4 separate regions of the Homo sapiens genome follow, and all the other regions are linked to region 2. Evidence: chromatin contacts called from ENCODE Hi-C or POLR2A ChIA-PET data. All regions are on one chromosome and are shown on one strand. The core of a region is the stretch at or near the end of the contact, and the rest is flanking DNA. Distances in the headings are between cores, read along the strand shown.

What was found. Hi-C counts contacts between places; a loop is a spot of excess contacts on that map. ChIA-PET counts read pairs that join two places held with the same protein, here RNA polymerase II (POLR2A). Pooled maps may share reads with other maps.
Region 1: a loop to region 2 is called in a map of PC-9, with 7 times the contacts of the local background. The contact joins the promoter of SPINK4 here to the promoter of UBE2R2 in region 2. A Hi-C loop is called at or near these places in 1 of 168 maps with a recorded cell type or tissue (PC-9). POLR2A ChIA-PET finds 5 or more read pairs at or near these places in 1 of 52 experiments (T-cell).
Region 3: a map of naive thymus-derived CD4-positive, alpha-beta T cell shows a loop between it and region 2 (9-fold over the local background). The contact joins the promoter of SMU1 here to the promoter of UBE2R2 in region 2. A Hi-C loop is called at or near these places in 1 of 168 maps with a recorded cell type or tissue (naive thymus-derived CD4-positive, alpha-beta T cell), 1 of 37 single-sample maps with no recorded cell type and 10 of 50 pooled maps.
Region 4: a loop to region 2 is called in a map of naive thymus-derived CD4-positive, alpha-beta T cell, with 21 times the contacts of the local background. The contact joins the promoter of BAG1 here to the promoter of UBE2R2 in region 2. A Hi-C loop is called at or near these places in 3 of 168 maps with a recorded cell type or tissue (CD4-positive, alpha-beta memory T cell, breast epithelium and naive thymus-derived CD4-positive, alpha-beta T cell) and 10 of 50 pooled maps. POLR2A ChIA-PET finds 5 or more read pairs at or near these places in 2 of 52 experiments (Caco-2 and OCI-LY7).

What each region holds. Positions count from the first base shown.
Region 1 is chr9:33,238,864-33,242,075 of GRCh38, reverse strand. It overlaps SPINK4 (serine peptidase inhibitor Kazal type 4), which reads right to left and starts at 1,909. Exons shown (of 4, transcript NM_014471.3): 1 at 1,807-1,909. The coding sequence starts at 1,867.
Region 2 is chr9:33,815,773-33,819,001 of GRCh38, reverse strand. It overlaps UBE2R2 (ubiquitin conjugating enzyme E2 R2), which reads right to left and starts at 1,842. Exons shown (of 5, transcript NM_017811.4): 1 at 1,068-1,842. The coding sequence starts at 1,244. UBE2R2-AS1 (UBE2R2 antisense RNA 1) reads left to right here and starts at 134. Exons shown (of 5, transcript NR_170204.1): 1 at 134-375. RefSeq lists silencers at 1,223-1,392, 1,463-1,672, 1,853-1,952 and an enhancer at 2,243-2,332.
Region 3 is chr9:33,075,122-33,078,205 of GRCh38, reverse strand. SMU1 (SMU1 DNA replication regulator and spliceosomal factor) reads left to right here and starts at 1,532. Exons shown (of 12, transcript NM_018225.3): 1 at 1,532-1,623. The coding sequence starts at 1,598. RefSeq lists enhancers at 1,151-1,350, 1,521-1,670.
Region 4 is chr9:33,263,140-33,266,253 of GRCh38, reverse strand. It overlaps BAG1 (BAG cochaperone 1), which reads left to right and starts at 1,546. Exons shown (of 7, transcript NM_004323.6): 1 at 1,546-2,030. The coding sequence starts at 1,580. It overlaps CHMP5 (charged multivesicular body protein 5), which reads right to left and starts at 1,205. Exons shown (of 8, transcript NM_016410.6): 1 at 1,107-1,205; 2 at 140-244. The coding sequence starts at 1,175. RefSeq lists enhancers at 998-1,237, 1,768-2,357, 2,488-2,537 and a silencer at 1,418-1,737.

The DNA of each region.
Region 1 (3,212 bases), core at 660-3,159, 580 kb after region 2:
AAACTCCGTCTCTACTAAAAATACAAAAATTAGTTGGGTGTGGTGGCATGTGCCTGTAATCCCAGCTACTCAGGAGGCTGAGGCAGGATAATTGCTTCAACCTAGGAGGCAGAGGTTGCAGTGAGCCAAGATCGTGCCACTGCACTCCAGCCTGGGCAACAAAGCAAGACTCTGTCTTGAAAAAAAAATTTTTGTTTAAATAAAAAAAAAAATTAAAGTGTATTGGGAGGAGGGGGTGTTCAGAACTCTAAGATGTCAGAGTTTCTTTCTGGGGGATGTGGGGAAAAGCTACATTTACCCCCAGGCTGCCCTTGACCTTGACCCAAAATGCCCCCTCCTCACTCAGCCCAGGCAGTAGTCTGAAATGTGCAAAAAACAAAAACAAAAACAAACAAACAAAAACCAAACTTCTTCAGAGCAGGCTTTTCAGTGTTCCCAACTGCTCAAGGAGTAGGTAGGTGTAGGTGCCAGGCTGGGCGTAAGCAGGCTGCTCCTGAACAGGTCCCCAGACCCGTTTCCCTTTCCCCCTGTGCCCAGGTCTGTTTCCAGCTGGGGAAATGGGTGTGGGACTGGCCATGAGGTCAGTGGCCCTGGATCCTGCCAGGCGTTGCCTTATAACTTATGGCTTTTGTCCAGGCGGGTCCTAACTGGTCTCCCCGCTTCCCTGTTCAGTTTATTCTCAATGTACCAACCAGAGCAACCCTTGAAAGACATAACTCTCTGCTCAAAGCTTTCAGTGCCTCCCATTTTAGTCAGAGGAAAAGCCAAGTTCTTATGTTGGCCAACAAGGTCTTTCCCGGTACAGTTCCAATTTGCCTCTCTCATCTCCTCTCCTATCACTCCGTACAATGTCCCCTCCTGCCACACTGGTCTTACAGTACCTCAGTCACTCCAGGCATGCCCCTGCCTCAGGTCCTTTGCACCTGAGCTGTTCCCTCTGCCTGGAATCTTCTCCCAGATATCCACATGGCTTAGTCCCTCATCTCCTTCAAGCTTTGCTCAAACATCGGACTCTCAGAGATACCTCCCCTGATTTGAAATTGCAACCCCCTTCCAGTGCCCATCACCCTGCCAAGTATTTTTTCCTTAACTTTTATCAGCTTCTAACATACCGTTTAACATACATTGTAACCATCTTGTTTATTGCCTTTCCCCTTTTCCTCTACCCCATTGGATTTATGCTCCATCAGGACCGTGCTTTTTCTGTTTGGGTCACTAATCTGTCTTAAGGGCTCAGAACAGTGCCTGACATGGTAGCTGTGAGATTGCAGGGATGGCCCAGATCCTGAGAGGGCCCTGCCCCAAGTATATGTGTCCAGTCCTGGGAAAGGGCTCTGTCGTGCTCACATGGCTGCCCAAGTCCCAAACCACAGCCTTTCAGAGAGATCGGGAGCTCAGAAGACCTCGGCCAGGTCTCTCTTAGCATCCACCACCCTGCACCCAGCATACTTGTCAGTCTCTCCTGAGAGCTGGGACCTACCTGCTCCCTTCTGTCCCCACAGCCTCCAGCCCAATAGTTGCTCAGTGCAGCTTTGAACTGGAACAATGCCCTCTTTTACAGCTGGAGAAACTGAGGCCCCAAGAGGGTAGGGGACTTTGGTAATTCTGCGCCAGTCAGGATTTGAACCCAAGTTTCTTTTCTCCCAGCCCAGAACTTTCCCCAGCACAGTGGAGGGTGCATATGCAGAATGAAGGTACATGGAAAAAGCTGAGGCCTCACAGGGTGCTCCAGGCCCTGCTTCTGCTCTCACCCCAAGCTCACCTACCAACACAAAGCCACAGAGAATCCAGGTTCTGCCCACTCACCCCTGTCCACAACAAGGAGGGCAGCCAAGGCCAGGGCGATTACCCACTGGCGGACGGCCATGCTGATCCTGGGATAGTGTAGCCTGAGCTGGCTGGGGCCTGCGCCTGAGGAAGGATGGGGGCCTATTTATAGTGCCGCTCTCCTAATCTTATCTTATCTAGGGCCAGATGGAGAGACCAGAGTTAATCTTTGCACGCTGACATCCGGAAAGGGCTTGCTCTAGGTGCAGATGCTGAGCTTTTGATGAGATGGGGCTGTGGCCATGGGGCTGGCAGGTTTCCAGAGTGACAAAAAGTTTGGACAACTTGCAAAGCTGACTCCAATCTGAGGGTTGGAGCAAGGAGAGGAAAGTTGAAGTAGAAAGAGAGAGAGTTCAAGGCAGAGAGAAGGGGAAAGAGATAGAGAAAGAGAGAAAGGAAAAAAGCAACTGGAAGATGGCAGGAGGCAGAGAAGGGGGCTGGAGCCTGGATTCCTTTGCCAGTGCCTCCAGCAACCAACTCTGGGACCTCGGTAGAGCCACTTTTCTTAACTGGGCCTCAGATCACCCATGCACGAAGTGGAGATGAGACTTTTGGCTCTGCCTTTCTCCCAGGCTGCTGTGAGGATGGCGGCGGTGATAGCAGACGGGAAAACATTTTGCAGAATATGAAATGAGCTGTAAACGTAAGCAGAAATGATCATTTTTACTTACTTTTATTTCACTTATTTTTTTGTACCGCAAAGTGGGCACAACTAACAGGCAAAACAAAGGCAAAATAAAACATTAAAAGGAAGATGCCTTCTTGCTTTGCAGGTATTATGTGTTCATTTGCTTTTTTTTTTTTTGAGACAGAGTCTCACACTGTTGCCCGGGCTGGTGTGCCTGGCGCGATCTCGGCTGGCTGCAACCCCTGCCTCCTGGGTTCAAGCGATTCTCCTGCCTCAGCCTCCTGAGTAGCTAGGATTACAGGCACCTGCCACCTGCCCAGCTAACTTTTTGTATTTTTAGTAGAGACGGGGTTTCACTATGTTGGCCAGGCTGATCTCGAACTCCTGACCTCGTGATCTGCCTGCCTCGGCCTCCCAAAGTGCTGGGATTATAGGCATGAGTCACTGCACGCGGCCTCATCTGTATCTTCATAGGTTAAATAAAGACAAGATTCTTTTAAAGAAAAATCAGTTTCTAAAACTCCCCCATACTTACATAGTATACATTAATAAGTCATTTGGATATTTGCTCTCAAAGAATTTCTGATATATAAAATACATTTTATTTACATACACGTTTCTCTAATTCATTTAGATCAGTGTTTTTCAGCTCTGTCTGCAGATTGGATTTCCCTGGGGGAGAATTTACAAATACAGATGCTGAGCTTCGCTCTGAAATATTTAAATCAGAATCTGTGTTTTTTTTTTTTAAAGAAAA
Region 2 (3,229 bases), core at 593-3,092:
ACAAAACAAACACTCATTATCTCCAAGTTAACTACCTTGGAGTTAAAAAAAAATCATTAGATTCTGGAATGATAACCACTGTTCTAAGACCATATAAAACAACAGAAACAATGTCTGTGGTCGCTAAGGAACCATACATCCCACCCAGAGAAACGATCTCGCCTCAGATGATACTTGTCATCTGTGAGACCACCCCTTTAGCTAGAGTTAACCACTTGAGCAGGTTTCAATTTTGTCTCTGAAAGTAGGAAGCTATCAGTCTCCCTACATGACTCGTTCCACCCTTTGTGGATACTTCTACCTGTAGAAAAAAAGGTTGGCAAACTTGGTGGCATGGTGAGGACAAAGGGCATTTTGAAAGAACCAGTGACTGAGGTAAGCAGAGAATGTGAACGGAAAGAGGGTTAAAGTTCCCCCAAATGGATAATGACAAGACGACGCGGGCACCCTTTTTTTTTTTTTTTTTTTTTTTACCACCCCTAGGGTCCCATTCTTCACCACCACCCATTGGAATGCAAAGTTGGCACTACCACTACCCAAGATGCCCAACAAATCCTCAAAATGTCAGGGCACTCGGCAGCTTCTGAAATGACAAGCTGGTGCCCCTCCCCCACCCCACCCCCACCCCCACCCCCCAAAAAAGAAAAGTCCAATCCAGTCGGTGCAGGTCACCCTGCCCTCTGGGGCAGTTCCAGCCTGCGCAGGGAGGGGTTCCGACCGGAGAACGAAAAAGCACAGATAGACCACCGCTCTTTCCACCCACCCTCAGCGGGGGAAACAAAGGCGGCCTCCTCCGCCCGTAGACACTACCCTAACCAGAGAGGCTCTCCGATTTCCCGGTGCAGCCTGCCCTCCCGCCCCCGCCCGAGCCCCCGCCCCCATGACAAAGAAAAGGCACTCGGCGAGCAAGGCCTTCCTGCCTCCAGGGATGGGGGAGGGGGCTGCACGGGTGAGAAGCCCCCTCCACTCGCCCGTGCTCATACTCCTGGTCCCAGGAACTGCAGAAAGCGGCGGGGAGCCGGAGGCCTCGGCCGCGGAAGCAGGGTCCGGGAGGAGGGTGAGGGTACCTTGAAGTAGCCGCCTTCGTAGAGGGTGTTGGGGGGTCCGAAGATGGCCACCTCCCAGTTGTAGAGGTCGGACTCGTCCACCAGGGTGATCCGGAAGCCCTCCACCGGTTCCTCCTGCAGGGATTTCAGCTCGAGCATCAGGGCCTTCTGCGAGCTGGTCATCTGCTGCTGGGCCATCGCGGCGGCGGCGGCGGCGGCGGCGCCGGGCCCGGGCCCCAGTCCTCACGCACCGGCCGGGCCGGACCAGGCCCCTCCCCTCCGCTCGCCCTCCGGCCGGGCAGCACCGGGCCCCGGTCTTCACACACCCGGCGGGCCAGACCAGGCCCCACACGGCCCGTGGGCCCGCCCGGGGTCCTCCTCACACACGACGCAGGCCGGGCCGGGCCCTTCTCCTCACACTCGGGCCGGGCGAGAGGAGAGGTCGAGGGAGTTAGGAGAATTCGCTACGGGTCCCGGTCCCGGGCCTCCCCCCCCCGGAGGGGGCCTCAACTTGGGGGGGGGGAGAGGAGGTGGAAGCGGAGGAAGGCGGCGGAGGGCCGGCGATGGTGAAGGGAGGGGGCCGGGCCGGCCCGGGAACGCCGCGCTCGCTCGCCCTCTCGTTCTCTTCGGGGGCCGCAGGGGCCGGAGGGCGCGCGGGGCAGGAGAGGGTGGGGGGAGAGCGGCGTGCGGGGGTCTCGCGGCGGTGGCGGCGGGGGCTGCGCGGGGGGAGGGGCGACGGCGGAGGAGGAGGAGAGCGAGAGCGCCTCGCGCCGCGGGAGCAACGGAGCCGAGAAGCAGGGAGGGAGGGAGGGAGGGAGAGAGGGAGGAGGGGCGCACGCCGGGTGCTGGGCGGCTCTCAGCGGCTGGCGGCCCGACGCGCGTGCGCGTGCCCCTCCCTCCCCTCCCCCCACCGTGCCTGGCTCTCCTCCACTACCACCTCCTCCTCCTCCCGTTTCCACGCCTCCTCTCGGTCTCCCGCGCGGTCGCGGCGCTTTGTGACGCTGGCGCGTGTCCCCCGCCCATAAAGATCCCAGAAGCAGCGGGGACCAAGGGCGGGCGCAGGGATTGCCGTGGCCCCAGAGTGACGGTTGTGCGGCTGGACGCCGCAGTTCCAAAGGCGTGCCCGGGAAGGGAACCCAGGTCTCCCGGCTCTCGGGGCCCTCCCCACTGTGGATCCAGGGGCCTCCGCAGCCATCCTGGGACGGGCCTGGTCGCTGCAGGCCCCTCCCCGTGACACCCAGTCTGCGGTCCCTCCACTTAGTAGCTACTTGATTAGGATGTGCTGACAATGTGGGTCTTTTCGGTGGGAACAGACCTTCCCGCAGGCCAGCCCACAGGCAAGTGTGCCCTTTGGCACGTTACTCACCCTGGGTGCGGCAGTTCCACGTGAGAAACGGGGTGAGACAAAAAGGTCAGCTTCTGCTTCCCTTCTTAACTACAAAGAGGAAGTTGTGAGGAAAAAGACAATAACAAACTGGGTCTCTAGCCCTTCTCATTGTGATTTGGGGCAAGTGCTCAGGCTGCCCTTCGCCTTCGCCATTTGTAAAATAAACTACTGTGGTTGAACTTAGGGGTCAAAGTTCCCTATAGGTGCTTGTGGCTTGAATGTCCACCCTGGAACTGAGGGACTTTCGAGATAATCATAACCGAAGTGAGATGTGGGGACAGTCTTTGGTCCCCCCGTGGTTCAGAATACAGTACTCCTTTCTCCTAGGAAGGCATGTCCTAGGATAACTGCCTAAAAAACATTTCCTAGAAAAGCCAGAATATTGTGAGAGTTCTACACACACAGTTTCGGAACTAGACAGATCTTGGTTCCAACCCTAGTTCCATTACTTCTCCCTGTATCATCAGTTTTTTGTTTTTTGGTTTTGTTTTGTTTGAGACAGGGTCTTGCTCTGTCACCCAGGCTGTAGCACAGTGGCGCGATCATGGCCCACTGCAACCTCCGCCTCCCAGGTTCAAGCGATTCTCCCACCTCAGCCTCCCAAGTAGCTAGGACTACAGGTGCATGCCTCCACACCCGGCTGTTTAATCAGCTTCTGTAAAAGGGGATTAATTATACCCAACACAAGCAATTGTAATGATTAAATGTATGTACAGCATTTAGCGTAGTGACTGGCACATGGTTAATGATTCATAGAAACTTGAAAGAAAAAAACTTTAAGGCATAGCTGTATTCT
Region 3 (3,084 bases), core at 283-2,782, 740 kb after region 2:
GTGGCTCATGCCAGTAATCCCAGCACTTTGGGTGGCTGAGGTGGGAGGATTGCTTGAGCTGGAGGGGTCGAGGCTGCAGTGTGCCACGATCGAGACACTGCACTCCAGCATGGGCAACAAAGCGAGTCCTTGATTCAAAAAAACGCAAAACCAACCAACCAACCAAAATCCTCAATTAACTCTTCCTATAAATTTTGGCTAGTGTTATGTTGGTTTTGAATGTATTAATATCCCATCAGGTATTGCATATTCAGCCTCATCTTAAATCTAATCAACTAATTACATCAAACGAAAGCAACATTGGCTGGGCGCAGTGACTCACGCCTGTAATCCCAGCACTTTGGGAGACCGAGGCGGGCGGATCACGAGGTCAGGAGTTCGAGAACAGCCTGACCAACATAGTGAAATCCCATCTCTACTAAAAATACAAAAAATTAGCCTGGCGTGATGGCAAGAAACCTGTAATCCCAGCTACTCCGGAGGCTGAGGCAAGAGAATCTCCTGAACCCGGGAGGCAGAGTTTGCAGTGAGCCGAGATCGCGCCATTGTGCTCTTCAGCCCGGGCGACAGTGCGAGATTCCGTCTCAAAAAAAAAGCAATCTTTCCAAACCAGTGCTCTTTCTTTTCTTTCTTTTCTTTTCTTTCTTTTCTTCTTTCTTTTCTTTGCTTTTCTTACTACAATCTTATCACCACTACTTTTCTTTTCTTCTTTTGAGACGGAATTTTGCTCTCCTTGCCCAGGCTGGAGTGCAATGGTGTGATCTCGGCTCACCGCATCCACCTCCAGAGGTGAAACGATTCTCCTGCCACAGACTCCCGAGTAGCTGAGATTACAGGCGCCCCCGCCACCACGCCCGGCTAATTTTTTGTATTTTTAGTAGAGACGGGGCTTCACCATGTTGCCCAGGCTGGTCTCGAACTCGCGCGCTGGGAGTACAGGCGCGAGCCACCGCGCTCCGCCCCAGCGCTTTTCTTTTTCAGTACATTTGTGAGCTGTATGGCGCCCGGTGCTTTTTTTCTTTTTCTTTTCTATCTTTCTTTTTTTTTTTTTTTTTTTTTTGAGACGGAGTTGCGCTCTTGTTTTCCATGCTGGGGTGCAATGGCGCGATCTCGGCTCACCGCAACCTCCGCCTCCTGGGTTCAAGCGATTCTCCTGCCTCAGGCTCCCGAGTAGGGATTACAGGCATGCGCCACTACGCCCGGCTAATTTTGTATTTTTAGTAGAGACGGGGGTTTCTCCATGTTGGTCAGGCTGGTCTCGAACTCACGACCTCAGGTGATCGCCCGCCTCGGCCTTCCAAAGTGTTGGGATTACAAGCGTGAGCCACCGCACCCGGCTCCGGCCTGCTTTTAAACAGTCTTCCTCCTGATGCGTATTTCTCTGGGGCAGGGGCATAAACTCCGCCCTCTGACAGCCCCTGAGGGCTCCGCCCCTACGCGAACCTCGCCCCTACTCTTCGTTCACTCTATCTCCAGAGCGGGAGCCAGACGCCGACCCAAGCGGAAGTGACGTTAGGTGTCCGCCGGAGGTGTCGTTGGTGTGTTGCGCGACTGGCCTTGAGGGAGAGCTGGGGCCTGCTCCCGGAGAGATACGGCTATGTCGATCGAAATCGAATCTTCGGAGTGAGTCCTGCGGTGGGGATGTTCGCGCCTTGCCGGGGGCCTGGAGGTTAAGGGTGTGGGGCGGAGGGTACTCGGGAGAAGGCATCCGAGAGGCCAGGGAGTGGAGGGCCATTTCCTTGCCCCCAAAGAAGCATCTTGGATCTCGCTACCTCGGAGGTGGGCCCACAGGAAAGTAGCAGCTCTCAGACGTGAAGCCCAAAACCTCGAGGGAGGTGGCACGGGTGGGGAAAACACACCTTGCAGACCTAAGTTCTGTCCTTGGCCGACTGCTGGCGCGCTGTGATTGACCAAATTAAGGATCCACTCTGGACTCCAGTCTAATTATCTGCGCAAGGGGATAGGTCTCTTTAAGCCTTGCTTCTCTCCCTGTCCAGCTTATGCAATGTGATTCGTTGTCTCTGCTTATACGGCCCCTTTGCTTTTCTCTGCCTAGCGTTTATCACTCAGTATTGTCACTGTTTGATAACCTCACCCCAAACTAGCCTTTGTCGGTGCCTAGGAGCTCCTTTTCCTTGTGGTCTCAGTGTCTAGCATACCTTAGAGGAAGAGTTAATTGCTTTTGGAATGAATGAACAACTAGCTTTTGGAATGAATGAACAACTATCAGGCCCGATCTGGCACGGAATTTTGGGTTGTCTGGGGAGAGACAGACTGGAGACTGGGCTAGAAAGAAAAATTTTCAAGGAATAGGGGATGAGAATTAGTGACTAAAGAAGACCTTAGTGTGCTTTTCCAGAACTCCATCCTCCACCTGTCCTTGCCAACACTTAATAATAATTAAATTAACAGACATAAAAATTGTGTCTGAGTGTAAGGGAGGGAGAGGACCTTTTTTGGAGACTTTTCATAGGAGGAAGGGAGGTTTATGCATTCAGCAAATACTGAAATGATGTTAACCTACTTGTCCAAGGTCACATAACTTTGATTCAAATCCCAGACTATCTTCAAAGCTTCTAGCTCTTTATGTATTCATTTCTGTTTGAAGGTAGGGAATTTGATTTTGGCTATGTCAAATGTGAGCTGTTTGAGGAGAGAGATGACTTATTTTGGGAGTGTAAAATGGAAGTCAACGGACATGTGCTAAGGAAGATAGTATCATAGCAGAATAACAGGGGTCTAAGTCTGGATACCTGCATACCTCATAAAGGGGCCATGAGAGAAAAAGACTACTGCAGGTAGCAGCAATCAGTTCCCTTTTTTTTTTTTGAGACGGAGTCTCACTCTGTCACCCAGGCTGGAATGCAGTGGCGCGATCTCCGCTCACTGCAAGCACCGCCTCCCACGTTCACGCCATTCTCCTGCCTCAGCCTCCCGAGTAGCTGGGACTACAGGCGCCCACCACCATGCCCGGCTAATTTTTTTGTATTTTTAGTAGAGACGGGGTTTCACCGTGTTAGCCAGGATGGTCTCGATCTCCTGACCTTGTGATCTGCCCGCCTCGGCCTTCCAAAGTGGTGAGAT
Region 4 (3,114 bases), core at 297-2,796, 550 kb after region 2:
TGATCCACCCGCCTCAGCCTCCCAAAGTGCTGGGATTACATGCATGAGCCACTGCGCCCAGCCGAACTAGGCCCTATTTCTATAGGTGCTAAAACTAGGCTCTGCCAGCACCTTGTGCAGCAGTTGCTGCCCACCTTACCTTTGCAGGACCCTCTCTCATCTTCTTGATCTGATCCTTATACTTCACTAGCTCAGCATCCAATCGAGAAATCTTCTTGTCAATGGATTCTGCTCTACTGTCCACCTTAGGGGAAAATATCAAATGCACTGGTAGTTACTGCAATACACTTATTCCAGAAGGGGCAGGTAGAGAGGAAGGAATACAGAGGAAGAAAAGAGGAGCTTAAGGGGAAGGGTGAAAAACAGTGGTTCACAAAGAAGGGTATTCCCAACCAGAAACCCTGGGCTTTATAAATTATTCTCTTACCCCCCGCCACACTGCCCCGATTCTGATATACCAGGTAGCCTTCAAGTGGGTTGGGGCAGAAAATAATTTGAGAATCACTGAGTTGAGTTGGAATTTCCCTAGAATCAGAGACTAGCCAGGCTGAGAGTTCCTCCAAGAGGCACATGAAATGGGCCAGTGCCAAGTGAAACCAGCTGATTGTAGATCTAATGCCATTCCCTAAATCGGGGATGGTGGCTTAATCTGAGGGGCTAGGGTTCTGAGTTTTGTGTTACTGAGATCCAGGACGAAGGCACAGATATGTTGACCTAGGATATCAAGCTGAGTCCTGATGTGGACTGGGGATGACAGATGGAAGAAGGGTAAGGGATCAGGCAGGATGAGGTGGGAAGGGTGTATGGGCCTAGGGCTGGGTGAGGTGAGAGGATCAAGGCGAGAGCGAGTGGACGGGCAATGGGCATCAAAACGGGTTGGGTGCTGGCAGGGCAAGGCAGTGATGGGGTTAGGGGTTCCCTGGTTTGTGGCGTTAGGAATGACTTGGGTAACAGGGATGAAGGGGAGAAGGTGAGATAGAGAGGGACGACGTGTAAGGGGCCCAGGACCCGAAATGAAGTGGAAGAATATGGGCCCGGGGCTGGGGGTGGGCGGGGTCGGGTGTGTCAGAGGTCCTGAGCCTACTTATGCATGATCAAATGCCCACCGTGCCAATGCAGTCAGTCAGGCTGGGCGGCGGAGCCTTGGGTTTCGCTTTCCCGAAGAGTCGGTTCATCTTGAGCAGCCGCGAAGAAACCCAAACACTAGAGCAAAACCAGAAACGGAAGCAGAGTCACTCCCGCCTCGACTTCCGGCCCCTCCGTGCGCAAGCGCAATATGCCTCCTGGCGTTTCCCGATTCTTTTTCCGGATTTTCAGCCGGGTCTTCCGGGGATGGAGAGCAAAAGGACTTGGTGCTCTCGGAGAGAGCCTGCAGGGGGCGGGGTGTTGGTAGAAGGAGTGGGAGGGGTTTTACTGTAGCAAGGCGGGGCCTCAGTTGAGTGGGTGGGGCCTGGAGGCAACTAACGCGGCATAGGGCGAGGGCGGGGCCGGCAGGCCGGGGCGGGGCTGGGAAGTAGTCGGGCGGGGTTGTGAGACGCCGCGCTCAGCTTCCATCGCTGGGCGGTCAACAAGTGCGGGCCTGGCTCAGCGCGGGGGGGCGCGGAGACCGCGAGGCGACCGGGAGCGGCTGGGTTCCCGGCTGCGCGCCCTTCGGCCAGGCCGGGAGCCGCGCCAGTCGGAGCCCCCGGCCCAGCGTGGTCCGCCTCCCTCTGGGCGTCCACCTGCCCGGAGTACTGCCAGCGGGCATGACCGACCCACCAGGGGCGCCGCCGCCGGCGCTCGCAGGCCGCGGATGAAGAAGAAAACCCGGCGCCGCTCGACCCGGAGCGAGGAGTTGACCCGGAGCGAGGAGTTGACCCTGAGTGAGGAAGCGACCTGGAGTGAAGAGGCGACCCAGAGTGAGGAGGCGACCCAGGGCGAAGAGATGAATCGGAGCCAGGAGGTGACCCGGGACGAGGAGTCGACCCGGAGCGAGGAGGTGACCAGGGAGGAAATGGCGGCAGCTGGGCTCACCGTGACTGTCACCCACAGTGAGTGTCGGGCGCCAGGTGGGCTCCATGCAGGTCCCGAAAGCCCGGCGGGGTCTGTGGGTTTAGTCACGTGTCCTCCAGAAGCGTGTGACCTTGCGCTTGTCCTGGCGTCCGGAAGCGTGGGTTATTGGTTGTGTCCGTGGAACTGTCTTTTGTCCCGGGCTTGTGTCTGTACACTTTTCCATGTGGCCGGTGTATTTTGTCTCTGGTCATTTGTGCGATCCTGGGTGTTTGAGCTTCTCCGTGCTTTACGTCGTGGGCCTGGTTGTGTTTGTGTGCCCGCGCAGTTATTGTGCCCTTTGTGTCAGGCATATATTGGGCCATGTGGTCTACGACTGCTCCGTGTGTGATAAGTCAGAACTTCGTGCATGCCGGGGTGCTCCTCGTGTGCTGAGTGCCTTCTCCGTGTGCGCCGCTTGAGTTGGCCGTGGGTCCAAGCGTTGTACTCTGGGCACCCTTTGGGTCTGCCTACTGTTGGAGTTGACACACCACCAAATGAAGTCAGTACACCGGAGAGCTGAGTCCATGAGGTTTCTCTAGAACCAGCTAGGGGAGGCCCAAGGGTCTGGGAATCTGGAGACCTGGATTCTAGATCCTGCGGTTTTGAGTGACCTTGGGATGGACGGCTTCTTCTAAGAATCCGGTTTCTCCTCTGTGAAGTAGATTTGGTAACCCTGGCTCCTGCTGACCTCACGGAGCTGTTGGGGGAACCAAACCTTGGTGTAATGTACTGTACACAGGCTCCCTCCTTGCTGTCCGCATCCCTGGAAAAGAATTGGCGTCTCTTCTTCAGAAAGAAAGGCTCTGCTGTTCGTATGCATTTGTCTGTTTACTTAGCACAAATCATGGATGCACTCAAGTGTGTTCAGTGGGAGAGACTTGGAGGAAAACAGTCACTTGCCCATTACAGCAAGCGAGACGAGACCAATACAATACAGGGTACAGGGCAGTCAAGCCACAGGAAGCAGATGGCTTGTGATGAAAAAGGTGGGCTTGGGAATCAGCTAGATCTGATATCAACTTCTGATTCCAACAGTTGAGTCTCCATAGGCAGTCCTTAACTTGCCTGAAGTCACAGTTTGCT